Linked DNA regions of Homo sapiens: all the other regions are linked to region 1. A link is an interaction called in ENCODE POLR2A ChIA-PET data of the cell type or tissue named here. Cell type or tissue: MCF 10A. All regions are shown on one strand. Region 1 holds the start of TRK-TTT3-1 (tRNA-Lys (anticodon TTT) 3-1). Region 2 has its middle 22 kb from the start of NFASC. Region 3 overlaps PIK3C2B (phosphatidylinositol-4-phosphate 3-kinase catalytic subunit type 2 beta). Region 4 has its middle 12 kb from the start of LINC00628. Region 5 overlaps PIK3C2B (phosphatidylinositol-4-phosphate 3-kinase catalytic subunit type 2 beta). Region 6 overlaps PIK3C2B (phosphatidylinositol-4-phosphate 3-kinase catalytic subunit type 2 beta).

Region 1 (4,000 bases):
CACGCCACCACACCCGGCTAGTTTTTAATTTTTGTATTTTTTTGTAGAGAGGGAGTTTCACCACATTGCCCAAGCTGATCTTGAACTCCTGGGCAAGAGCGATCCTCCCACCTCAGCCTCTCCAGTAGCAGGAATCACAGCCAGGTGCCACCACGCCCAGTTTATTGATTGATTATGTGGGGGGAGGGTGGCGGCAGGAGGGGGCAGGTCTCGCTATGTTGTCTAGGCTGCTCTCGAACTCCTGGCCTCAAGCAGTCCTCCCATCTCGGCCTCCCAAAGTGCTAGGATACCGTGCCCAGCCTTAAAAATCAGCTTTATACATCTCGTTCCACTTCAATCAAATATGTTAATTCTTTGTTGAAAGGTGAATGGTGTCACAGAAGGTTGAAAGAGCAGGATCCATAGGATCTGTTCTTGTTACATCTTTGCCATTAAATCTTTATGTGCCTCCATGAATGCTTATTACATGTCAGACACTATTGCAAACAATGTCTATATACTATATTATTTAAATCTCACAGTCATCCTATTGTCCTGACACACAGAGAAATAGCTTGCTCAAGGTTACACAATGGTAGTCAGGATTCAAATAGAGCACCTAACTTCAGAACCCAGGTTTTGTATAAGCATTTATCCTTTGTTTGTTGTCTTTTTTTATCCTTTGTTTTTCAGTGCACATATATGCACCCTTTTCTTGAAAATACAAAACAAACAAAACCCTATTGATTTGAAATGTTTCCTAACTTAAAAATGTTTTCTATTTTTTTCCCAAATCCTATTCTTCCGAAACATGATTATTAATAGCTGCATAATAATTAAGGCCGTACCATAATTTATGTAGCTATTTTTCTCGTTTCTGATTAAAATGCCGTGACGATCTCTCCTGTAGTCAGATCTTTTTGTACACCCCTGATTCTTCTTTTTTTTTTTTTTTTTTTTTTTTGAGACAGAGTCTCTCCCTGTCGCCCAGGCTGGAGTGCAGTGGTGTTATCTCGGCTCACTGCAACCTCCGCCTCCCAGCTTCAAGCGATTCTCCTGACTCAGCCTCCTGAGTAGATGGGATTACAGGAGTGTGCCACCACGCCCGGCTAACTTTTTTGTATTTTTTAGTAGAGACGGGGTTTCACCATGTCGATCAGGTTGGTCTCGAACTCCTGACCTCGTGATCCGCCCTCCTGGGCCTCCCAAAGTGCTGGCATTACAGGCGTGAGCCACCGCGCCCCGTCACCTCTGATTATTTCTTCAGGACAAATTCCTAAAAGTGGAATTGCTGGACCAGAGCAATCACCCCGAAAGAGGTTAAGGATGGAATTAAGGTGAAGTAACATCAGCTAACAAAGACCTTTACTGTCCCACTCTCAAAGCTCTACCGTGGTCATTCTCAACACCAGCTCCATAGCAAAGGGCAGTGCTCAAATTACTGATGGCTACGGAAGGGAAGAACCTCCAATGCCAAGATCAAAACAATCTCTCTTCAATGCCATGTTCAGTTTTCCTGTCTCTCTAGCTTAGTAGGGCTTCTACCCCCAAGGTCGCTGCTGGTGAACTCTTCCAGAGTTTGCGCCCCTTAAAATTACTTGGATGCGCCGGGCCAATCACCGGAGGTCAGGAATTCGAGACCAGATTGGCCAACACGATGAAACCCAGTCTCTACCAAAAATACAAAAATTAGCTGGGCATGGTGGCAGGCGCCTGTAATCCCAGCTACTCGGAAGGCTGAGGCAGGAGAATTGCTTGAACCCGGGAGGTGGAGGTTGCAGTGAGCCGAGAGATCGTGCCATTGCACGCCAGCCTGGGCGACAGAGGGAGGCTCCGTCTCAAAAAAAACAAAAACAAAAACAAAAAAACAACTTGGATGCTTTCAGGCGACCTATTGGATAACCTCACCATCCTTCCTTTCTCTCACTTTATACCGCACAGTGCAACCCGATAGCTTCAGAACAGCATATTCATAGTCTCTTAGACAGATTCATTTTTTTCTATTATTGGATAGGTTTTAGCACTGATGCCCATTCTGTTATCAATGGTAAAATAGATCGAAGGTTATTACAGCACTTCAAAAGTGACACCTCGCCATTCTTTTAATCCTGAACCTATTTAACTACAAATAAAAAAAGCCTACCTAATCATGCTTACTAGGCGCATAAATATCTCGCAATTCTAAATTAGCTGGTGATGCTGGTGAAAGGCGCAGAATTTGGGCCTTCTGTTTTTCCTTTTACGCACGAATCACGAACTTTCTTGGCGTTAAAGCAGTCTCACAGTGTGGATGATGCAATCACTCAAGGGTCCTCATTCTTATGTAAGAAACGGCAGAACAAGCTGTTGTCTACGGGAGCCCGGATAGCTCAGTCGGTAGAGCATCAGACTTTTAATCTGAGGGTCCAGGGTTCAAGTCCCTGTTCGGGCGTCTTGTTCTCTTTTCCTCAATGAACAAATACAAATTGTACACATTATGGTGTATAACACCATGTTCTGAAATACGTATATATTGTTGAATGATTAAATCAAACTGATAAGGTTATGCATTACCTCGCATACCTTTTTTTGTGGTGAGAGCACAAGGTGCTTGCTTTTAAGTTTTTTTCTTCCTTTCTCAATTATGAGCCATCAAAAAACAAATATTTTTCTGGGAAACCACTGTGCCAGACCTCGATACTCTCCAAGAAATTAAATGACTTTTCAGTCATTTTTTTTCCTCCCTGAAAACACGTCTATCTAGCATATTCTGAACCCAGTGAAAAATGATTTGAATTCAACTTGAAATGTAAGGGTTTACGATGTCCGCTCTTGGGACTTGATGGGATAATTTAGCAGGTTAAAGTAACGAAAACTACAAACGCCCGAACAGGGACTTGAACCCTGGACCCTCAGATTAAAAGTCTGATGCTCTACCGACTGAGCTATCCGGGCGCTCCCGAAGAAAAGCTCTTTCTGTTCACTCCATATAGGTTGCTACCTTTTTTTCTTTTTTTTTTTTTTTCAGTTTTGAGATGGTGTCTTACTCTGTCGCCAGGCTGGAGTGCAGTAGCGCGATCTCGGCTCACTGCAACCACCGCCTCCCGGGTTCAAGTGATTCTCCTGCCTCAGCCTCCCGAGTAGCTGAGACTACAGGCGCGCGCTACCACTCCCAGCTAATTTTTGTATTTTTGGAAAAGACGGAGTTTCATCATGTTGGCCAGGACGGTCTCGATTTCTTGACCTCATGATCCGCCCACCTTGGCCTTCCAAAGTACTGGGATTATAGGCGTGAGCCACCGCGCCCGGCCTGCTTCCTTTTAAGTAGCTACATTTAGGTTTTAATTAGAATTAAAGGGTTTTTTTTGTTTTTTGTTTTAGCAAGATAAAGCAAAACAAATATTTTCCTTTCCTTTTCTTTTTGTTCCATTCACACATGTTCCATGAAGAACATGTGTTCTTCAGCTGTTTCATGTTTGATAAGTTACCAGTATTTACTAAACTCTCTAAAAGGAAATTAATGGTAGTAAATGACAGAAAAATGGGCAACCAAGATGAATATTCAAAATTTAGACATGGGGTTACAACCTCTCTTTCCTTCCTTCCTTCTTTCCTTCCTTCCTTTCTTCTTTTTTTTTCTTTCAATCTTTGCAGCTGTGCCAAGGAGCAACCTCTTTTTATTATACTTCTGCCTTCTATTTAGCACTTCCCTGATAAGATCTCTTAATTTTAATTATTCTACCAAACTAGATTACAACATCTCTCCCATTAATGAAAAATACATTTCCATTCATCAGATGATGTAGTTGTTAGATAAGTATTACTTAGCACAAAAGAAGGAAAGACACTTTTGATTCATGCACAGAGGAGCTAATACTATAAGAAAATAGACGTGATTGTGGAAAGGTCTGAATTAAGATTGCGGGAAAAGGAGTTTAGACCTTTAATTTAGATTGAATTTTGCCTTTCCTCCCCTTTCAGGCAAGTTGCCGTTTTCTTTTCTTTTCTTTTTTTTTTTTTTTTTTTTTGAGTCGGAGTCTTA
Region 2 (4,000 bases), 300 kb before region 1:
TTTTTGGTTTTGGTGTACACAAGATTTAAAACTAATTCCATGTAGATATTATTTAGCTCTTTCTGTCAAAAAAATATCAAATGTTGTGGTGACCAACTTTGTATGGATAAAATTAGCACTTTATATATTCCTTTTAGTGGAATTTCTGGATCAGTGGGTTTGAACATTTTAAAATTTTAAAATAAAATTCATATGCTCTCTAGGAAGATTACGGATTTCTTTTTTATCAACACTCCTGCAACAAACAGTGCATCAGGTATTGTTTAGACTAGAGTATTCCCAACACCCTTTAGCCTTTATTTATTTTGAGACAGGGTCTTGCTCTGTCACCCAGGCTAGAGTGCAGTGGTATGATTACAGCTCACTGCAACCTCAACCTCCTGGGCTCAAGGGATCCTCGTGCCTCAGCCTCTTAAGAAGCTGGAACCACAGATGTGCACCACAACACCCAGCTAATTTTTTGTTTTTTATTTGTAGAGACAAGATCTCGCTATGTTGTCAGGCTGGTCTCAAACTCCTGGACTCAAGGAATCTCCCTGCCTCAGCCTCCCAAAGTGCTGGGATTACAGGTGTGAGCCACCATGCCTGGCCCTCCTTAACTTTTAAAATTAAGTTCCAAAGGTCTTTGACAAAATACCGCCCTTTGGCTTTTGATCTCAAGCAAAACGCTAACGCTACTCATTTACTTGTTAGGTTACCGGAACTGCCCAGAGCCTATTTTCTCCTTTTTCCTTCCAACTATCAAGGCCATTTGCTTCTCTTTGCTGCCGCCTTGTGCTAGAACAGGAGAAGTTCATTATAAGAGAAACAGCAATTGACAACCCCTTACTTCCAGGGCACAAAGGGGCCTGCAGTCAGATCCTGACAGTCTGCCCTATATAGATCTGGGCCACAGAGAGAGACAGAGCTCTGTGCTTCAGTGCAAAAGGAACTTGGTACAGAGCCCAGAGGAGGCCTTGAAGTGATGAGACTGGGCATCAGAGACCTGGATTCTAGATCCTAGATCTGAATCTGCCCCTAATTTGCTATTGGGCAAATTTGTTCTTTGTCCTCTGTTTCTTCTCAGTGAACTGAGGGCTAGATTATTGTTTTGTAAACTGTAGGTGGTGACCCATTAATGAACTGTGAATTCAGTTATTAAGTTGTGGCAAGTTTTTTTTTTTTTTTTAGAATCAAAAGTAATGGAAGTGTCAAAATACGCTATGCATACTAAGGGTAAGTATTGCTTCCTGAGTTCTTTCAACGCAGGGGTGTCCTGGACTGTTGCGTTGTAAAATGCACTGCTTACTGATGGGCTTGGTCAGTACCGTTTGAAGGCCACAGGCTCAGGGGAGCTCCAGGGTCCTCCCAGCTGGAGCTTTTAGTTGTTAGTTGGACTATTCACCATTCGTGGTCAGAAGGCCCCACCAAGTGGAGGAAGGTCTGGTGCTGTGCTGCTGAGGTCTTTTCTTTCCCTCCTCTTCTTACCTGCTCTACAGTGACAGGAAGCCCCAGGCTGTAATGCAGGTGACTGGTGAGAGTTTCCCAGTGAGCCCCAAAGCAAAAACAACACACAACAAACTACAGTTCTTGAGTCGGAATTCTCCCAGCAGGGGGCTGGCAGTGCAGGTGCAGGTGCCACTGACCCAGCAGAGGCACTAGGTGGCGCCACAGTGCCGGGCTCATCACTTCGCCGCGGCACTGCAGAGGGCAGTGGGAAACCACGATTCTGGGATGGACAAGGGGCAGCGGGGCTTGAGGTCCTGGGTACTCTGACCCGGCCGTCCTTGGGTTCCAAAAGTCTGGAGTGGAGGGGGAAGATTGTTTAACCTGCTCAGGGGTCTCTGATCCTGGAGCGGAGCTGGTGGACTTTGCGGTGGATCTAGCTCCCGGACAGCCGCAGATGGCAGAAGCTGCCATTAGGGGGCAGCAGAACACTGGTGTTGGGAGAGCGGGACCGGGCTTCAAGGGGAGGAACGCGGGTAACGGGGTCAAAGGCCTCAGGGGCACGGAGCCTCCAGAACAGAGCAGCCTCGCTTGCTCTCTCCGAGGGCTCCAAGAGGAGGACAGAGTCCAGCTTCCAAAACAGGAACCCTTCCAGTGGTGTCCTGGAGCTGGCTTATACCAGACCTGATGGTTAAATTTTCACAAAATTTGTTTAAAGCCATCGTTTAAGACTTACAATTCTTTGAGTTCCGTGTGTGTCCTGGATATTAACCCCTTGTCAGATGCGAAGTATATGAATGTTTTCTCCCATTCTGTAGGTCGTCACTTCACTCTGCTGATCATTTCCTTTGTTGTGCAGAAGCTTGTTAGTTTAATGGAATCCTATTTGCCTGTTTTTGCTTTTGTTGCGTGTGCTTTTTTGGTCTTATTCAAAAAATCCTTGCCCAGACCAATGTCATGAAGGGGTTCCCCAATTTTCTTCCAGTAGTTTCACAGTTTCGGGCCTTACATTGGTTTTTAATCCGTCTCTATTTGATTTTTGGACATGGTGAGAGATAGGGAGTCTGGTTTCATTTTTCTGCATATGAATATCCAGTTTTCTCAGCACCCTTTATTGGATAGATTGGCCTTTGCCCAATGTGTGTTCTTGATGCCTTTGTTGGAAATCAGTTGGCTGTAAGAGCATAGATTTATTCTTGGTCTCTCTATTCTGTTCTGTTGTTTTGTGTGTCTGTTTTTCTGCGAGTAAGTACCATGCTGTTTTGATTGCTATTGCTTTGTAGTGCATTTTACGTTTGTAGTATAGTCAGATAGTGTGATGCTTCCAGCCTTATTCCCCTTTTATTTTAAACAGGTGGGGTCTCACTCTTGCTCAGGTTGGAGCACAGTGGCACAATCATAAGTCACTGAAAAACTCCTGGGCTCAGGTGATCCTCCTACCTCAGTCTCCTGAGTAGCTGGGACTACAGGCATGTGCCACCACTCCTGGCTAATTTATTTTTTATTTTTTTTTAGAGATGGGGGTCTTAATGTTGCCTAGGCTGACCTCAAACTCCTAGCCTCAAGTGATCCTCCCTAAATGCTGAGATTACAGTCATGAGTTACCACACTTAATGAATTATAGTAAGTCCATGTGATAGAGTAACTATTAACACAGTGAAAAAGAATGAGATGACTTTCATAAAATGGTAAGGATGAAATCCAAGATAGATTGTAACTTAAAAAAGCAGAATCATTCCTAAAATTGAAACTACTTCTAAATATGTGCAACTACTATGTATCCATAATAATTAAAAATAAATTTAGGATTAAATAAAAAATTTAAACAAGCAAAAGTCAAAAAGAAAAACTAGTACTAGATCACTAATCAAATATTTTAAAATAAAATTGAACCTATACAAGTATCAAAAGAAAATCTGGGAGCATATTTTTATAATCTTGAAGTGTGCACAATCTAAGTATGGTTCAAGCCCTGAAGTCATAAAAGAAAAAACTGATAAGCTCAGATCATACATTTCTACTATGGTAGCAAAAACCACCATAAAAAAGTAAAAGCATGAATGACAGAGTGAGAAAATATTTGCAACATCATGAACAAATGGTTCCTTTAATGAGTAAAAGCTCCTACCAATCAGTAAGGAAAAGATCAACAAGCTGGGTGTTGTGGCACATACTTGTAGTCCAAGCTACTGGGGAGGCCAAGATGGGAGGATTGCTTGAGGCCAAGTGCTAGAGGCCACAGTGTCCTATGACTGCACTTGTGAATAGCCACTGCACTCCAGTCTGAGCAACATAGCAAGACCCCATCTCTTTAAAAAAACCAACAAGATATAGAACACTATGTGTAGTATGTGGCTATTTGCATTAAAATATAAGCTTTTATATCCCTAGAAATATCTGGAAAGATAACCCATGAGACAGGTACCAGCTTAACATGAGAAGGGAACTGTGGGCCAAGAGTCAGGCTGGGAGGGAGCTTAGATTTTCAATCAATACTAGTTTTACACTGTTTTAATTCTTTATGGTGTGCATGCATTAACTTCAAACTCTTCAAAAAAATTCATTGACAGGGAGG
Region 3 (4,000 bases), 84 kb after region 1:
GCCCCCAACAGACTTTACCATCTCCCTCTCGGGTTCCCTCTGGATTCTTCTTGTTCCTTCTCTCACCACTTCCCTCACCCATCTCTATGTTTGCAGTTGGTATATGATGGGATCCCCAAGGGTGACCTGCAGCAGCGGGAGCTCCAGCTGAGCGTGCTGAGTGAGCAGGGATTCTGGGAGAACGTCCTCCTCGGTGAGGTGAACATCCGCCTGCGAGAGCTGGACCTGGCTCAGGAGAAGACCGGCTGGTTCGCCCTGGGATCTCGAAGTCATGGCACCTTGTGAGCCCAGCAGAGCCACCACCCAGCATCCCAGGCTGGTGGCAGGAGCTGGGGGAGAGGACTCTCCCCTGTGAGACTCCTCCTTGTGAAGGGCCAGGGCCCTGGGCAGGCCTCCAGCTCGGTCCAGGTGATTCTGGCCTCTGTGGTAGGAGGCAGGGAGAGTAAGACATGCTCTGCTGTCTCTTCCTCTGGAGACTGAACTTGGGTTGGTTGTGATGAGCAGCCCCTTGGAGGCTGTGAGGTTGCAGCAAAGTTTTAAGTTTACCTTGTGTCAAGGGAGCAATGCTTGGTTTGGGGAGTGTGTGGGGTGGGCTGTATGAAGTAGCATTTTGGGGGTGGGTGGGTGGATATCTTAATTTTTATTTTTAAAAAATGAAATAGTGATGTTGTCCTAACTGGGACAGGAAGCCTTGCGAGAAGGGACGTACCTATGCCCCAGAAGGCAAGAGAGGAAGACTATTTGGACTTTTTGTATGATTAAGGTTCTTATTGGACTTTTCCCTAGGTTTTTTTTTTTTGTTATTGTTGTTGTTGTTTCGTTTTCTAGCTATAGGAACTATCTGGGGAGGGGCCCAGTGGGTCCTCGGCCAGAGCCCTCTCTAAGGACAGGTTGGGGAGGGTTGGGGAGGGCTGCCTGTGCTGGACTGAGGCTTGTGCCACTGGGCCTTTCTGATTTTGCCTCCAAAGGAGAGCGCTGTGATACCTACATGTGTAAGGAAGGGCCTTCCGTATTGGGGTTCTGCCAAGGACCCGTATTCAGGGACCCATGCTCTTTTGGGGGGACTTTTCCTCTTGTCTTCCCTACTTTATTAGGACTTGCCCTGAATACCATTTTCTACCCCTTGCCCCTCCATTCTCCTGGCCCTTCTGGGGGTCAGCTGGTCTCTATGAATATGCTGGGGGTGCTTCCCCATAGGTCTCTCCCTTCATTTGTCTCTGGTGGGACAAAATACTGACTCAGTCCTTAGATGTAGTTTCACCCAAGAGCATCTTGGCCCTGGGAAGAGGTCCCTAGGCTGCAGATGCTACTGACTGCTTGCTAGGTAGCCTCTGGAAAGCATTCCCCATCCATCACTCCCCACTTCTTTCTGCTGTGCTGCTTCCCTCCCAAACTCCATTTCTGTCACCCTTTTTATAAGACTTTTCCTCATTCTGTGGGGCCATAAACCTATTTAGTCTGGAGCCAAAGGGATGCCCTATCTGAAGGAAAGGGGCATGGGGTGGGGGATTCCATCAAAACTGTTGTTTTTTGCCCCATGATTTTTCTTTGGTCAGTAGGAGGCTGGATTGGAGTGGTGATTATTCCCCTGGAGCTAAGCTCAGGAGCCCGAAGGGAGAGACTGAGACTGACTCCCTTATCTCTTCATATTCTTTATTCCCTACCAGATGGATTTTTTTTTTTTTTTTTGGAGACGGAGTCTCGCCCTGTCGCCAGGCTGGAGTGTAGTGGCATGATCTCGACTCACTGCAAAATCTGCCTCCCGGGTTCAAGCGATTCTCCTACCTCAGCCTCCCGAGTAGCTGGGATTACAGGCATGTGCCACCACGCCAAGCTAATTTTTGTATTTTTAGTAGAGACGGGGTTTCACCATGTTGGCCAGGATGGTCTCGATCTCTTGACCTCGTGATCTGCCTGCCTTGGCCTCCCAAAGTGCTGGGATTACAGGCGTGAGCCACCATGCCCCGCCCCAGATGGATTTTACATTTGCTCTTTTGTGTTTCGCTCCAAAGGGTTGTCTTCCTCGCCAAAAGGAGGGAGGGACTTTGAATTTGATATGAATCTTTAAAACCAGAATTGGCTGGATATTTCCCATGATTGGGAAAAGAGTGAAATGAGGACATTCTGTAAACTGTCCCTCCCTAATTCCAAGGATCAGAAACTCCCCGTTTTGCTGACTCATTCCATAACTGGAGAAAGAAGCTCCATTGACCGAAGCCACAGGGCAGCATGGAAGTTTAAATTTTCTCTAAAATTAAAATGCCAAGGATAAAGCTGGCTGCTTCCAGGAGGGGGAAGAGGAGTGGGGAGTGGGCGGTGAAACTTTTCCAGATGAACGGACCATAAATGTGTTACTGGCTTTGTGCCTGTAGCTCATTTTATTATGACCTATATGCTCCTGATTTAAAGAGATCTGTGTACTGTTTACTTCCCACTTCCCAGAATCCCTTGTATCTCCTTTCTCGGGAATTGTATTTTCTAATAAATGACATTTGAGAAAAAAATGAAACTATAATTTTATTTATTTTTTTGACACAGGGTCTCTCTCAGTCGCCCAGGCTTGGAGTGCAGTGGTGAGATCTAGGCTCACTGCAACCTCCACCTCCCGGACTCCATCCATCCTCCCACCTCAGCCTTCCCAGTAGCTGGGACCACAGGTGCACACCACCATGTCTGGCTAATTTTTTTTTATTCTTTGTAGAGACAGGGTTTTGCTATGTTTCCCAGGCTGGTCTTGAACTCCTGGGCTCAAGTGATCTACCCGCCTCAGCCTCCCATAATTTTTAAAAGTAATTTTTAGTAGAGCCAAGGTCTTGCTACATTGCGCAGGCTGGTCTTGAATTCCTGAGTCCAAGCAACCCTCTCACCTTGTCCTCCCAAAGTGTTGGGATTACAGGTGTGAGCCACTGCACCCAGCTGAAACTATCATTTTAAAGATTGGTTGATGTTTGGCTGGGCAGAGTGGCTCATCCCTGTAATCTCAGCACTTTGGGAGGCCAAGGTGGGTGAATCACCCGAGGTCAGGAGTTCGAGACTAACCTGACCAACATAGTGAAACCCCGTCTCTACTAAAAATACAAAAATTAGCCAGGCATGGTGGCATGCGCCTGTAACCTCAGCTACTCAGGAGGCTGAGGCAGGAGAATCACTTGAACCAGGGAGGTGGAGGTTGCAGTGAGTCGAGATCGTGCCATTGCACTCCAACCTGGGCAACAAGAGTGAAACTCCGTCTCAAAAAAAAAAAAAAAAAAAAAAAAAAATTGGTTGATGTTCACATGTTTACATTGAAACATCTGATGTATGAGATGAAAATAATAATAGTGGTTTTTTATACCACCACATGGTAACTTTTATATGCACTAGTGCACTGCACTGACCATTTTTACATTTGTCAGCTAAATCTATCCTCACAACAACTTGATCAGGTGTGTACCATTACCCATTTTACAGATGAAGAAACTGAAGCTCAGAGGGATGAAGTAACTTGCCTAAGGGCACACAGCCAATAAGTCTTGGAGTTTGAACCCAGGTTTGTTGCACTCCAAACCTTGTGCAACCCCTCCTAGGCAATGTTTAATACAATCCCTTAAGTTGGTCTAATTGGTATTTCGGGTGCTTTTTATACATGATATATATCATCTTCCATTACCACTGCCCTGGACAGTAAGTATGGCTCATTCATGAATTCTGCAACAAACATTTACAGTTCTTACCAGTGCTACCTAGTGGCATGCCTCCATTCATAAAAAAATACATTGTATTGAATGCATCCTGGGCCCTGTACTCTAGGTACTGGATTGGGGCTTACCAAGGTAAATTAAGACAGTTCTCTGCATTTAAGAAGTTCACTACCAGGGCCAGGCACGGTGGCTCACGCCTGTAATCCCAGCACTTTGGGAGGCCGAGGCAGGCAGATCACGAAGTCAGGAGATCGAGACCATCCTGGCTAACACAGTGAAACCCCATCTCTACTAAAAATACAAAAAATTAGCTGGGTGTG
Region 4 (4,000 bases), 130 kb after region 1:
AGCCATATCTCGAATGCCAGCAGAGATAGCTGTTGCCTTCCTTTCCTTTGCTTCCTAGTTCTTGGAAGAAAATCAACAGTGGCTAGTGACCTTGCCTGCAGGTGAGCATAACTATTAAACACCAGCCCTCAACGCAGATTGCTGTTGTGGCTATTCTTTTATAGAGCAAAGGAATCTGTTATAATCTTCTTGTAACTATGTGAGTCTCTTGGCCAAATATGTTTAAATGATGTAGCAAATGTCTCAATGTGAACTTTCTACTGGTCAGGTTTTCAGGAGATTTGAGTTTTGGTCTTAACTCTACTGTGGAATTGCCACAACTCTGGGTACTTTCCTGAATTCTCTAGTATCTTCGTTGGGAAAAATGTGTTTTTTTGGGGTAGATGATCACTAAGACCCTTTCTTGATCTAAAATTGTGGTTTTCTCAGAACAGAAGAGCTCCTATTTGTGAGTCACTAGAAACACACATGATTATCTCTTTGGCTTTCCCATTACACACAAAAAGCCTTTTTTTGTGTGTGACTTTTATATCGGTCAGGACTTTTTCATTTGTTAGGGGCAGAAACCCAGCTCAAACCAACTAGAAAGGAAGTAAGGGGTCTATTGGCACATATAGCTGGAAATATAGGGGTAGAGCCTCTCTGGCAAGCTGGATCCCAGGGCTCCCAGGATATATGGAGGACCCATTCTCTCGCCGTCTTCTGGCTTCACTTCCTCCTGTGTTGGTTTCACTTTCAGGCAGCCCCCGCATGACGACCCCAGCAACGGCAACACAACTCATGCCACCTTCAAATGCAAGAGGAAAAGGGCTTCTTCCCGAGAATTTTGGCATCTTTAAAAAACAGAGTCTTATTGGTCTTGTCTGAGTCTTGTGTCCTTTCCTGCACCAGGGGAATGGAGAGTTGTCAGATCTCTGGGCAGATCTGTGTCACAGCCCAACCCTCAATGGAGCTTGAGAGTAAAGGTGGGGCCAGCCCACACAGGCTGAGAGTGGCAGAGGGTAGATAGATGTCAAAAGGAAACCTGCAGCTATTAACAGAAGAAGGGAGAGTAGATGCTGGAGAGGTAAAAATAATGGACATTTATTTCAGTCCTCATTGAGGGTTTTTTTTTTTTTTTTTGAGACAGAGTCTCACTTTGTCACCCAGGCTGGAGTGCAGTGGCGCAATCTCGGCTCACTGCAACCTCCACTTCCTGGATTCAAGCTATTCTCGTGCCTCAGCCTCCCGAGTAGCTAGGATTACACGCGTGCACCACCAAATAATTTTTGTACTTTTAGTAGAGATGGGGTTTCACCATGTTGGTCAGGCTGGTCTTGAACTCCCAACCTCAAGTTATCCACCTGCCTCAGCCTCCCAAAGTGCTGGGATTACAGGTGTGAGCCACCACACCTGGCCCTCACTGAGTTGTGATTTTCTTGTAGGTACTGTATTAATTTCTCATGTCTGCTGTAACAAATTACTACAAATTGGGTGGTTTAAAACAATAGAAATTTATACTCTCACAGTTCAGGATGAAATCCAGGTATTGGCAGGGCTGCACTCTGGAAGCTCTAGGGGAAAATGTACTCTTTGCCTCTTCTAACTTTTGGTGATTGCCAACATTCCCTAACTTGGGGCCACATCACTCCAATCTCTGTTTTCATGGTCACATGACTTCCACCTCTTCTATTACATTTCTTATGTGTCTCTTACGAGGACATTTGTCATTCGATTTAGTGCTCACCCCAGTAATCCAGGATGATTTTCTCATCTTAAGATTCTTAATTGTATCTGCAAAGACCTTTTTCCAAATAAGGGAACATTAATAGATTCCAGGGATTTGATGCAGATAGCTTTTGAGGAGATGTTTTTCAGCCTACCACAGATATCAAACCAGAAATAGTAATGTTGAAGTGATTAAGACATCAGAATGTAATAGAGAATCAGAATAATTTATAAATATTACTGATATATTTTTTCCAAATGCTTGGTTGCCTTTTAAAGAGATGAAAGAGGCCAGGCGCACTTGCTCACTCCTGTAATCCCAGCATTTTGGGAGGCTGAGGTGGGATGCTGGCTTGAGTCCAGGAGTTCAAGGTCACAGTGAGCTCTGATTGTGCCACTGCACCACCTTAGCCTGGGTGACAAAATGAGATCCTGTTTTTAAGCAAATAAATAAATAAATAAACATTTTTAAAGGGATAAAAAAATTTGCTGTGGGGGGAAAAGCAATCAGACAGCTAAATTTCTGACTTAGTTGCCAGCCATGTATGATTTTCATTTTAATCTATCAACCCTCCTTCTCTCTTCTAGGTAATTGTTGAACCAATAGCTGCTTTTATTTGGGTTTTCTACTCTTTTTCTACATGTCTTTAGCTCTTTTGCTAAAATGTCGTTACTAGCAGTATCAATACTAATCATAACTAATCATAAACAAGAACTAGCATGCAAAAAGTCACTAGCGAGACTAGACCACAGTTAGGGAAATATTTTCGAACGTGATTTCTTATTTCAAATGAGTAATAAACATTTACAAATCTGAGCCACTGGCCTTTTCTCATCTAGGTAAATGTCCCCAGGAACCCCAGGCTACATTAGACATTAAACAAGACAAAAATCTCGTGGAAAAATAGATCAAGAGGCGCTCGAAGAAGACAGTAGTGTAATACATGTTTTCAAATATATGTCATCTTGTCCCCTGTTTCTGCCCACGTTCAGCACAAGCAGCTGCCCTTACTGGTTGCTCAGGTTGGACTGGGAGTGCACTGATTGCTGGTATTTTCCCTTGAGGCATCTTGGCAGCAACTCTGGCCGTTTATATTCTTGGCCATCTCAGGGGCTAGGCAGGTGGCTCTGTGCTTTGTCAGTGGCGTGAGTCCTACAGGTGTTTCATATGGCTGGTGACAGGGGACTGCAGCCTGGCAGAGTCTGCTACCTTGATCTGCCAACTTTCTCCAATTCAGAAACGAAGGGGCACCTAGACCTTCATCTGTGCTTCCCAGGTGCAGCTCTGCTTCATTGTCAAATGAAGCTTTCTCTACTAGAAATTTGTAGGATCTGAGAAGAGAGAAAGAATTTGGACATCATGGGTTTCTGCGTGTCTTCTGCTTCTGGAGAATGGACTTAACTTAGATCTGGCAGCCAGGATGTTGGCAGAGTCCATTTCCAGTGTTGGAGTGCGAAGGATGTAATGAAAACAGCTCTGGCCTGAGACACTGGTGGGCAGATCCTTTTCAGCCACCACCCTTCTCAGTGACCTTGACCAGCCCCTTTCCCTTCTCTGTTCCTCACTTGCCATATTCAAAACAAGAGGATTGGACTAAATGTTCTCTGAGGCATCTCCTAGCTTTACCATCTATCAGATGTATACACTTTAAACCCTCCAGGTTGAGAATTTGGGATCTATGAGAAGGATCACAGGCTGTTTCTTTTCCCAGGAAGATCTCCCCACACACACCCTGATGTTGCTGATGGTTATATTGAGAGTGCCTCTAAATAAAGTCCAAAAGTACGGGATTGTGGTTAGAGTTAAGAGTAGTTCTCAGTTATGACCATATCAAGCATTCATCAAATGTTAATTGGTCTGGGCGCAGTGGCTCATGCCTGTTATACCAGCACTTTGGGAAACTGAGGCCGGTGGATCAGATCACTTTAGGTCAGGAATTTGAGACCAGTCTGGCCAACATGGTGAAACCCCGTCTCTACTGAAAATACAAAAAAAATTAGCCAGGCATGGTAGTGAGTGCCTGCAGCCCCAGCTACTCAGGAGGCTGAGGTGAGAGGATCACTTGAACTTGGGAGGTGGAGGTTGCAGTGAGCCGAGATCATGCCACTGCACTCCAGCCTGGGTGATAGAGCGAGACTCCATCTCAAAAAAAAAAAAAAAAAATTGTTAATTGGTGCCGCAGGCAGCTGCCAGGGCTGTAAAGATGGATAAGATGGAGTTCCTGCCCCAAGGAGCACACAGTCCAATGGAGGAGACAGATGACTAAATCAAGGATTGCATTACAGTGTGATA
Region 5 (4,000 bases), 69 kb after region 1:
TGTGAGCTGAGTGAGCAGGTCAGGGGTGTGAGGCTGGGGAACTCCCTGTCACTGTTAGTTTAGGGCCAAGGTTGAGCACTTGGGAGACCTGAGAGCTGGGGAGGTAGTGGAGATTAGATCTGGTCACTTTCTCCCTCCATCCAGTGTGGGGACGACCTTCGCCAGGACATGCTAACGCTGCAGATGATTCGCATCATGAGCAAGATCTGGGTCCAGGAGGGGCTGGACATGCGCATGGTCATCTTCCGCTGCTTCTCCACCGGCCGGGGCAGAGGTCAGTTGGGAGTAGGGGTGAGGGTGGAGGAGGGGACCGCTTTGCTTATTGTCCTTCTGCCCATTGCCAACACAAACTGTGTCCTCCTCCAGGAAAGTGAAAAGGGCAAGATTATTTCATGAGAAGCTGTGGGATAGCCTTAAAAGGGAGGCATGGGAGAAGACTGTTATAAAGTAAAACAGACTTGGTGCCGTGACAGCCAAGCATATTGTGTAGACTTTGGATCCTGATTAAAACAAACCAATTGTAAGGAAATATTTTTTGGGCCAGACATGCTAGCTCATGCCTGTAATCCCAGCACTTTGTGAAGCTGAGATGGGAGAATTGCTTGAGCTCAGGAATGTTTGGGACCAACCTAGACACCTCATCTCTAATAAAAATTATAAAAAATTAGCCAGGCCTAATGGCATGTGCCTGCAGTCCCACCTCCTCGGGAGGCTGAGGCAGATGGATCGCTTGAGTCCAGGAATTTGAGGCTGCAGTAAGCCATGATGGTGCCACTGTACTTCAGACCAGGCGACAGAATGAGACCCTGTGTGAAAATATATATATAGAGAGAGAGAGAGAAGGAGAGAGACAGTTGGGGGAAGTTTGAATATAGATTGAGTTAGATTAAAGAGTGATTGTTAATTTTTTGGATGTGACAATGGCATGGTGTCTTTGTTAATTACACTTGAAATATTTATGAGTGAAATAAAGTATCTGGGATTTGCTTTAAAATACTCCAACCAAGGTGGCAGGGAGTGGAGAAATAGGGTTGTGTGATTAGCAAACAAGATTAGCAAAATGTTGACAATTTTTGAAGCTGGGTGATAGTTACATGTGAAGTCATGATACCATTCTTTTTATTCTTATATATATTTTCAAATTCCCATAGTAAAAGCTAAAAACAAAGGGAGCAGCAGCTATGAACTGGAGAGACCAAAAAGTCACAGTATGGAATAGGAAATGTGGGAATGACCTTCCTTTCTATGGTTATTCTCTTCCTGTTATTATCAGACTTAGTCCAAATGCCTTACAGCTTAATTTATAGGGAAGCATGAGCACAGTCCTTGTAGTCCTCTCCCTGCAGTCCCCTTCATTCTGGTCTGGAACGTGACCCCCATTTCTCCCCTCACAGGGATGGTGGAGATGATCCCTAATGCTGAGACCCTGCGTAAGATCCAGGTGGAGCATGGGGTGACCGGCTCGTTCAAGGACCGGCCCCTGGCAGACTGGCTGCAGAAACACAACCCTGGGGAGGACGAGTATGAGAAGGTAGGGTTGTGGGTGGGGAGTGCGTCTGGTGTGTGTGTGTGCCTGATGCCGGCACACAGCTCTTTAACCACAAGACCTGCACTTGCTCAGAGAGGACAGCTCAGCTTTGTTGGCAGAAGGACCTACCCTTTCTTGGTTGACTGGTGCCTCCAAATATCTGGGGGTGACTCACTCAAATGCCTCTTGTAAGCTGGCTGAGAAAATCCCCTGATGCTGGACTGAGAAACTTTCACTGAGTTCTCCTGGCAGATTAAGTCTTGGAGGAGGCGCCAGCTTTTGAGAGCCTATCTGTATCCCTCCCAGTTGTGGATCCTCTTCAGGTTCCCTTATGTTCTCAGAGGGTTCAGTGGTACTTTCTAGAAAAAGAGTTGGTTGGAAGAGACTTTAGAGATCATTTTATGCCAGCCCCTTCTTTTCATAGCTGTGAATTAAGATTCACTCATTCATTCCTAGTTATGGAGCTGATATGTGGCAAGGCTGTAACTCAAAGCTAGGATTGAGGTTAGATATGAGACAGAGACGAGTGAAAACAGGGCTGGCTGGTTCCTGATGAAAGAAGATTAGATTAGAAGTGGAGCTTTCCTGGGTGGTAGGGCCCTGGTAGCCTGCTAGGGTCCGTGGCCTGTTCCCAGCATCACAACTCTAGTCTCTGGGTTAATTAGGTTGAGGAAAGTAGGGACACTGGGAAGGAACAAATCACAATAACCAAACTCACAAGAGACTGGCTATAGGCCAGAATGCTAATTCGTATAATTTTAACTTCAAGGGACCCAAATACTGATTTATATTGATCAATGTACTTTATCCTGGAGGGAAAACCAGCATGGGCAGCCAAGGTATAATCAGAACATTGTTTAGTGAATGTGTAATTAGATGATCTTAAATGGCTTTCAGTGTTTGTGTTCCCCGGGGCTTAATTCCTGGCCTGCTGGGCCCTCTTTGCACTCTTCTTGTGCCAGCTCATCCTCTTATTACTTCAACTACCACCTGTATCTTGATGACCTCCGAAGCCATTCCTCTAGCCCTCTTCCCTTCCTCCAGGTGGTTCTATAGCCACCTTCTTGCTGGACTTTTCCACCTACGTTTCACCCACGTCTCAAACTCGGTGTAGGCAAAACTGAGCCTGCTGTCTCTCCTTTGCCTCTTGAAACCTGCTTTTTGTGTTTGCTATCAGTCAATGGTGTGACTCTTTCTGTGCATTTACCCAAGCCAAAGCCACGGTCTTCCTGATGCTTCCCTCTATCTCACTTCTGTACCATGCTCTGTTTATTCTTCTTCCCAGCTATCTCTCAAATCTGTCCTCTTCTTCCTATTTTGTTACCATTGATTTTGTTCAGCTCTTTGCTGTCGGTCCCCTGAACCACTGGAATGCCTCTCCTCCATCTAGAGCCAGCCTCTGCTTGATTTCAGAGGTGTTTTGTTGTTGTTGTTGTTGTTTTGAGACAGAGTTTTGCTCTTGTTGCCCAGGCCGGAGTGCAATGGCACGAGCTTGGCTCACTGCAACCTCCACCTCCTGGATTCAAGCGATTCTCCTGCCTCAGCCTCCCAAGTAGCTGGGATTATAGGCGTGCACCACCATGCCCAGCGAATTTTCATATTTTTAGTAGAGAAGGGGTTTCACCATGTTGGCCAGGCTGGTCGCGAACTCCTGACCTCAGGTGATCCACCCACCTCAGCCTCCCATAGTGCTGGGATTACAGGCATGAGCCACAGTGCCCAGCTGTTGTTTTTTTTTTTAAGTGTGGATAAGTTCTTCAAAGCCTCTGTGTATCCTAACAGATAGCATTGCACACAGAGCCTTTTATAATCCAGCCCTGCTGACTCCTGTAATCCCATCCACTGCAACCTACCATCTTATGCTAACCTATGCTCCAGCTAGGTTACTAGCTAGATCATGCGGTGGGGGCAGGGGGGGCTACTACTTTCATTTCTGCAGTACTGTAGGCAGTAATATTTCCTTTGCCTGGAAAGTCATTTCTTCCCTTCTCATTCCTCAAAACTCTGCCACTCTATGCTATACATTTCAAGGCCCTCTACCCTTGGAGAGGAGTAATGATTTTTTTCCTTTCTACTACCAACCTCCCATATACTTACTCTTTATGCTAATATGCATTTTTCAGGTATTAAACACCCATATGCAGAGGCACTGTACTAGGTGCTGGAGTTGTGATTACTCCCTGCCAATGTAATAGTCATATATGTGTAAATGTATGGAAATAATACTAAATAATAATAAATGTACAGATGAATGTATAAGAATATAATAAAAATAAATGTACAGAAGAATGTACGAGAATACACACAGAGAGAAACTAACTCTGCATGTTCATGTTTAATCTCAGTCTTTCAAAGATAGCTTCTCTGCCCTTCTAGCCTTTCTCCAAGAATAATGCTGGTAGTTTCTTTTTTTTTGAGGCAGGGTCTCACTCTGTCACCCAGGCTGGAATACAGTGGCACAATCACTGCAAC
Region 6 (4,000 bases), 76 kb after region 1:
ACAAGCCTTCCAGCCGCTTCCATGATTTTGTTGACCTTTGCTGCCAAGCCTACAACCTCATTCGCAAGCACACCCACCTCTTCCTCAACCTTCTGGGCCTGGTGAGGAGCTCCATCCCTTTCCGAATACCTTCTTCTTATTATCTGGCATCATCTTTAAGACTTCCCTGTCTTGCCGCAGAGGATTTCTAGAGATTTACCTCTCTGAGCCCCAACTGAATACCTGCCTGCCCTAGATAAAGGCAGGGACCCAGACTACCTGAGGACAATGATGTCTGTGTAGGTGCCTGACTCCCTGCTCCAGCCCTTCAGTTCCTGTGGCCCTCCAGCCACTGCCCACAGCATCTGTCTACCACCCTCTAGAAGGGTTAGGGAGCCTAGCTGTAGAAAACCTTGCCTAAGGGTAGAGAAGCAGCAAGAATTCTCTGTTGTTACAGGCACCCTCTCTTCTTCTTTCTGCTCCTTCTAGATGTTGTCCTGTGGGATCCCTGAACTCTCAGACCTGGAGGACCTCAAGTATGTGTACGATGCCCTGAGGCCTCAGGATACAGAGGCCAATGCCACTACCTACTTCACTAGGTAAAATGATTCCCTGAGCGAATCAGCACTGCCCACCCTGAGTAATTCCCAGCCTGCCGGATTGGCAGGAGGAGGACTGGGGAAAGGTGAAAAGCTTAGCTCAGATGCTAGAGCCTAGAGCTGACCACGTGGATACATTGTCCCAACTTTGCCCGTGATTTAGGTAAATCATTTTGCTTCTCTCAGCCTTGGTTTCCCATCTGTGTTTTGGTGCTAACCTTTGCACACAAGGGTATTGCCATCACTCTTATCTACATTCTCACTAGGTCCCATCAAATACTTTGTCTATGGGGCAATGTATAATGTGGCTTTTGTAATAACTTTTAACTTTCTTGGTCAGACGCTTCCCCCTTGCCAGAACATGGAGTTCCATGATTCAGTCTCCTCATATTTGACAATGTTTTTAGGTACACTGTGTGTGAAAGCAAGGATGTGTTTATCTATGAATGCCTGCAAAATGTGGTCCCTGTAGATAATGTTCTCCACTCTTTTTGGAATTCAGAGAATTAAACTTTCTCTGTTAGGTCTCCTAACACAGGACCTCTCCCGCTGAATTGAAATCTGAGATTGAACAGTGCTTGGTGAGGTTCTATTGTAATGAACCTTGAAATTTTTTGATATTTAGACATTTACACAGAGAGAGTGAGTTCCTAGTTCCTTTCTACCTTGGTTTGATGGTTTTTGGCTCAGGTGGGCAGCCAGGGGAGGAGATAAGACCCTGGGGTTCACATGAGCAAATTGCATGAGATTATTGTGTGCCAGTCATTTGCTTTATGAGGATATGACACAGGAAAATGGTTTGATCTGAGCTGATTGTTAGTCTCAGGAGTCAGGAATATTCCTTGGAACACCCCTGTCGAGGCAGCAGGAATTTGGGTTCATGGTTATATCCTCTTTTCTTATCCTCCTGCCAGGTTGATTGAGTCCAGCCTGGGCAGTGTAGCCACAAAGCTCAATTTTTTCATCCATAATCTGGCTCAGATGAAGTTCACGGGCTCAGATGACCGGCTGACCCTCTCCTTTGCCTCCCGAACACACACTCTCAAGAGCTCTGGCCGAATCAGTGATGTTTTCCTCTGCCGCCATGAGAAGATCTTCCACCCCAACAAAGGCTATGTAAGTGTTTTCTCCAATCTGACCCCCTTTCCTGCTCTCTGCTGACCCTGGCTTGCTGGGATCCTGACTTTTTCCACACTTGCACAGTGGGCACAGGAGTTGACCGAGCGTCCTGTGCTGGGAGCAGTCCTGGACCACTTCCCTCTCCTTTGCTCACGTGATCTGCCTAGAATTGGGTAGCTGAATTGGATGGTTATTCCCTCTGAGTCAAGGATCCTGGCAACATATGTGGGAAGTCTGCTTTTAGATTCCTGTGTATGTGCTATCATCTGTCTCCACTCTTGCTCTCTTCCTTCTGGAATGTGCCCCTCCCCTCAGCACATACATACACTTCCGGACCTTTCCTACACCCTTCACTGGGTGCAGAGGGCTCGGCAGGTACACCCTAAGATCTGGACCTTTGCAGATATATGTGGTAAAGGTGATGCGAGAGAACACTCACGAGGCCACCTACATCCAGCGGACCTTTGAGGAGTTCCAGGAATTACACAATAAGTTGCGGCTGCTCTTCCCTTCTTCCCACTTGCCCAGGTAGCTGCCCCCTTTACTATCTGCACAGAGGGATGTCGGGGAGGGGGAAAGGATACGGGATGGGAGGTGGTCAGGGCTGCAGGGGCAGAAAATACCCTTTTGGACTAAACATCTGCCTGCTTTGCTTGGCCTGGTATGGAGTTTGATGACAAGTGCTCCCCCTGCTGGCCAAGCTCTCCTTGCACGCAAGAGCTCTCACTCCAGGCCCACTGGCCAGAAAGGAAGGCATGGTTGAATCTGATGTTTCAAAATTTCTAATTTTTTAAAGAGTTACACCATTTTTCAAATGGATAAGCAAAATGTCATATGTACATACAGTGGGATATTATTCAGCATTTAAAATGGAGGGAGATTTCGACACGGGTAACAACGTGGATGGACCTTGAGGACATTCTGCTAAGTGAAATAAGCCAGTCACAAAAAAACAAAAACGGCACGATTCCACTTATCTGAGTTACCTGGAGTAGTCAGACTCCTAGAGGCAGAAAGTAGAAAGCTAGTTGCCCAGGTCTGAGGGGAGGTAGGTGTGGTTGTTTAATGGGTACAGAGCTTCAGTTTTGCAAGATGAAAAGAGCTATGAAGTTGGATAGTGGCGATGGTTGCATGACAGTGTGAATATGGTTAATTCCACAGAACTGTACACTTAAAAATGGTTAAGATGGCAAATTTTATGTTACACATATTTTACTGCAATTTTTTTAAAAACTACTTTTCAGGCCGGGCGCAGTGGTTCACGCCTGTAATCCCAGCACTTTGGGAGGCCTAGGTGGGCAGATTGCCTGAGGTCAGGAGTTCGAGAGCAGCCTGGCCAACATGGTGAAACCCCATCTCTACTAAAAATACAAAAATTAGTGTGGTGGCATGCTTTTATAATCCCAGCTACTCAGGAGGCTGAGGCAGGAGAATCGCTTGAACCCGGGAGGCAGAGGTTGCAGTGAGCTGAGATCACGTGACTGCGCTCCAGCCTGGGCGGCAAAGCGAGACTCAGTCTCAAAACAAACAAACAACTTTTTAAATGAATTTTTTGGCCGGGTGCGGTGGCTCATGCCTGTAATCCCAGCACTTTGGCAGGCTGAGGCAGGCAGATCATGAGCTAAGGAGTTTGAGACCAGCCTGGCCAACATGGTGAAACCCCCCTCTACTAAAAATACAAAAATTAGCTGGGTGCGGTGGTGTGTGCCTGTAATCCCAGCTACTGGGGAGGCTGAGGCAGGAGAATCGCTTGAACCCGGGTGGTGGAGGTTGCAGTGAGCCGAGATTGCGCCACTGTACTCCCGCCTGGGTGACAGAGCGAGACTCCATCTCAAAAAAAAAAAAAGGATTTTTACATCGATGGGAGAAACTGAGGGCTCCCGAGCCATTTCTGGGGAGCCACAGGACTCTGGCCTGCTGTTTGGTTTTCTTGTCTGGGGCCCTTGGAAATGTAGTCATGAGATGCTGAGCAGGTGTCAGACCTGGGCACAGATGTGCAGCACAGGAGGAATTGTGAGGGTCCCTAGAAATGGAGGCTGCTGGGAAATGGGTGCTAGGGGACTGGAAACGCAAATGAAATGTGAAAAAAGCCCATTGTGTCCATTTTCTTTCCCCATCTTCACCTCCTGCATCCCCGCTGCCTACGCTGCCACGCCAGCTTCCCTAGTCGCTTCGTGATCGGCCGCTCCCGGGGAGAGGCGGTGGCCGAGCGGCGGAGGGAGGAGCTAAACGGTTACATCTGGCACTTGATCCACGCACCCCCTGAGGTGGCCGAGGTGGGTGGGCTTGCCTCTCCTCCTGGC

What was found. Peaks named below come from ENCODE experiments on the same cell type or tissue, not always from the same donor. Only the 100,000 strongest peaks of a DNase experiment are listed, where the experiment ranks them.
Region 2: POLR2A ChIA-PET joins it to region 1 with 12 read pairs; 6 of 35 experiments call an interaction of 5 or more read pairs at or near these places.
Region 3: POLR2A ChIA-PET joins it to region 1 with 25 read pairs; 26 of 35 experiments call an interaction of 5 or more read pairs at or near these places.
Region 4: POLR2A ChIA-PET joins it to region 1 with 13 read pairs; 19 of 35 experiments call an interaction of 5 or more read pairs at or near these places.
Region 5: POLR2A ChIA-PET joins it to region 1 with 26 read pairs; 32 of 35 experiments call an interaction of 5 or more read pairs at or near these places.
Region 6: POLR2A ChIA-PET joins it to region 1 with 25 read pairs; 32 of 35 experiments call an interaction of 5 or more read pairs at or near these places.

The regions. Positions count from the first base shown.
Region 1 is chr1:204,505,440-204,509,439 of GRCh38, reverse strand. TRK-TTT3-1 (tRNA-Lys (anticodon TTT) 3-1) reads right to left here and starts at 2,913; the gene lies at 2,841-2,913. TRK-TTT3-2 (tRNA-Lys (anticodon TTT) 3-2) reads left to right here and starts at 2,338; the gene lies at 2,338-2,410. RefSeq lists silencers at 1-259, 2,411-2,460, 2,801-2,880 and an enhancer at 2,052-2,968. In MCF 10A, no CTCF peak of the experiment used is centred here; DNase peaks (open chromatin) are centred at 1,579, 2,319 and 2,849.
Region 2 is chr1:204,805,028-204,809,027 of GRCh38, reverse strand. No RefSeq gene overlaps it. Among named protein-coding and RNA genes, the nearest start is that of NFASC, 22 kb to the left of the region's middle. In MCF 10A, CTCF peaks have their summits at 773 and 1,648 (motif pointing right); DNase peaks (open chromatin) are centred at 757, 1,647 and 1,897.
Region 3 is chr1:204,421,137-204,425,136 of GRCh38, reverse strand. It overlaps PIK3C2B (phosphatidylinositol-4-phosphate 3-kinase catalytic subunit type 2 beta), which reads left to right. Exons shown (of 33, transcript NM_001377334.1): 33 at 97-2,504. The coding sequence ends at 285. Among named protein-coding and RNA genes, the nearest start is that of PPP1R15B, 11 kb to the right of the region's middle. In MCF 10A, no CTCF peak of the experiment used is centred here; a DNase peak (open chromatin) is centred at 2,116.
Region 4 is chr1:204,379,385-204,383,384 of GRCh38, reverse strand. No RefSeq gene overlaps it. Among named protein-coding and RNA genes, the nearest start is that of LINC00628, 12 kb to the right of the region's middle. RefSeq lists an enhancer at 860-909. In MCF 10A, no CTCF peak of the experiment used is centred here; no DNase peak of the experiment used is centred here.
Region 5 is chr1:204,436,466-204,440,465 of GRCh38, reverse strand. It overlaps PIK3C2B (phosphatidylinositol-4-phosphate 3-kinase catalytic subunit type 2 beta), which reads left to right. Exons shown (of 33, transcript NM_001377334.1): 22 at 145-274; 23 at 1,395-1,531. Among named protein-coding and RNA genes, the nearest start is that of PPP1R15B, 27 kb to the right of the region's middle. In MCF 10A, no CTCF peak of the experiment used is centred here; a DNase peak (open chromatin) is centred at 1,685.
Region 6 is chr1:204,429,894-204,433,893 of GRCh38, reverse strand. It overlaps PIK3C2B (phosphatidylinositol-4-phosphate 3-kinase catalytic subunit type 2 beta), which reads left to right. Exons shown (of 33, transcript NM_001377334.1): 25 at 1-101; 26 at 469-578; 27 at 1,493-1,694; 28 at 2,101-2,225; 29 at 3,856-3,973. Among named protein-coding and RNA genes, the nearest start is that of PPP1R15B, 20 kb to the right of the region's middle. RefSeq lists an enhancer at 2,239-2,533. In MCF 10A, a CTCF peak has its summit at 2,390 (motif pointing left); a DNase peak (open chromatin) is centred at 2,383.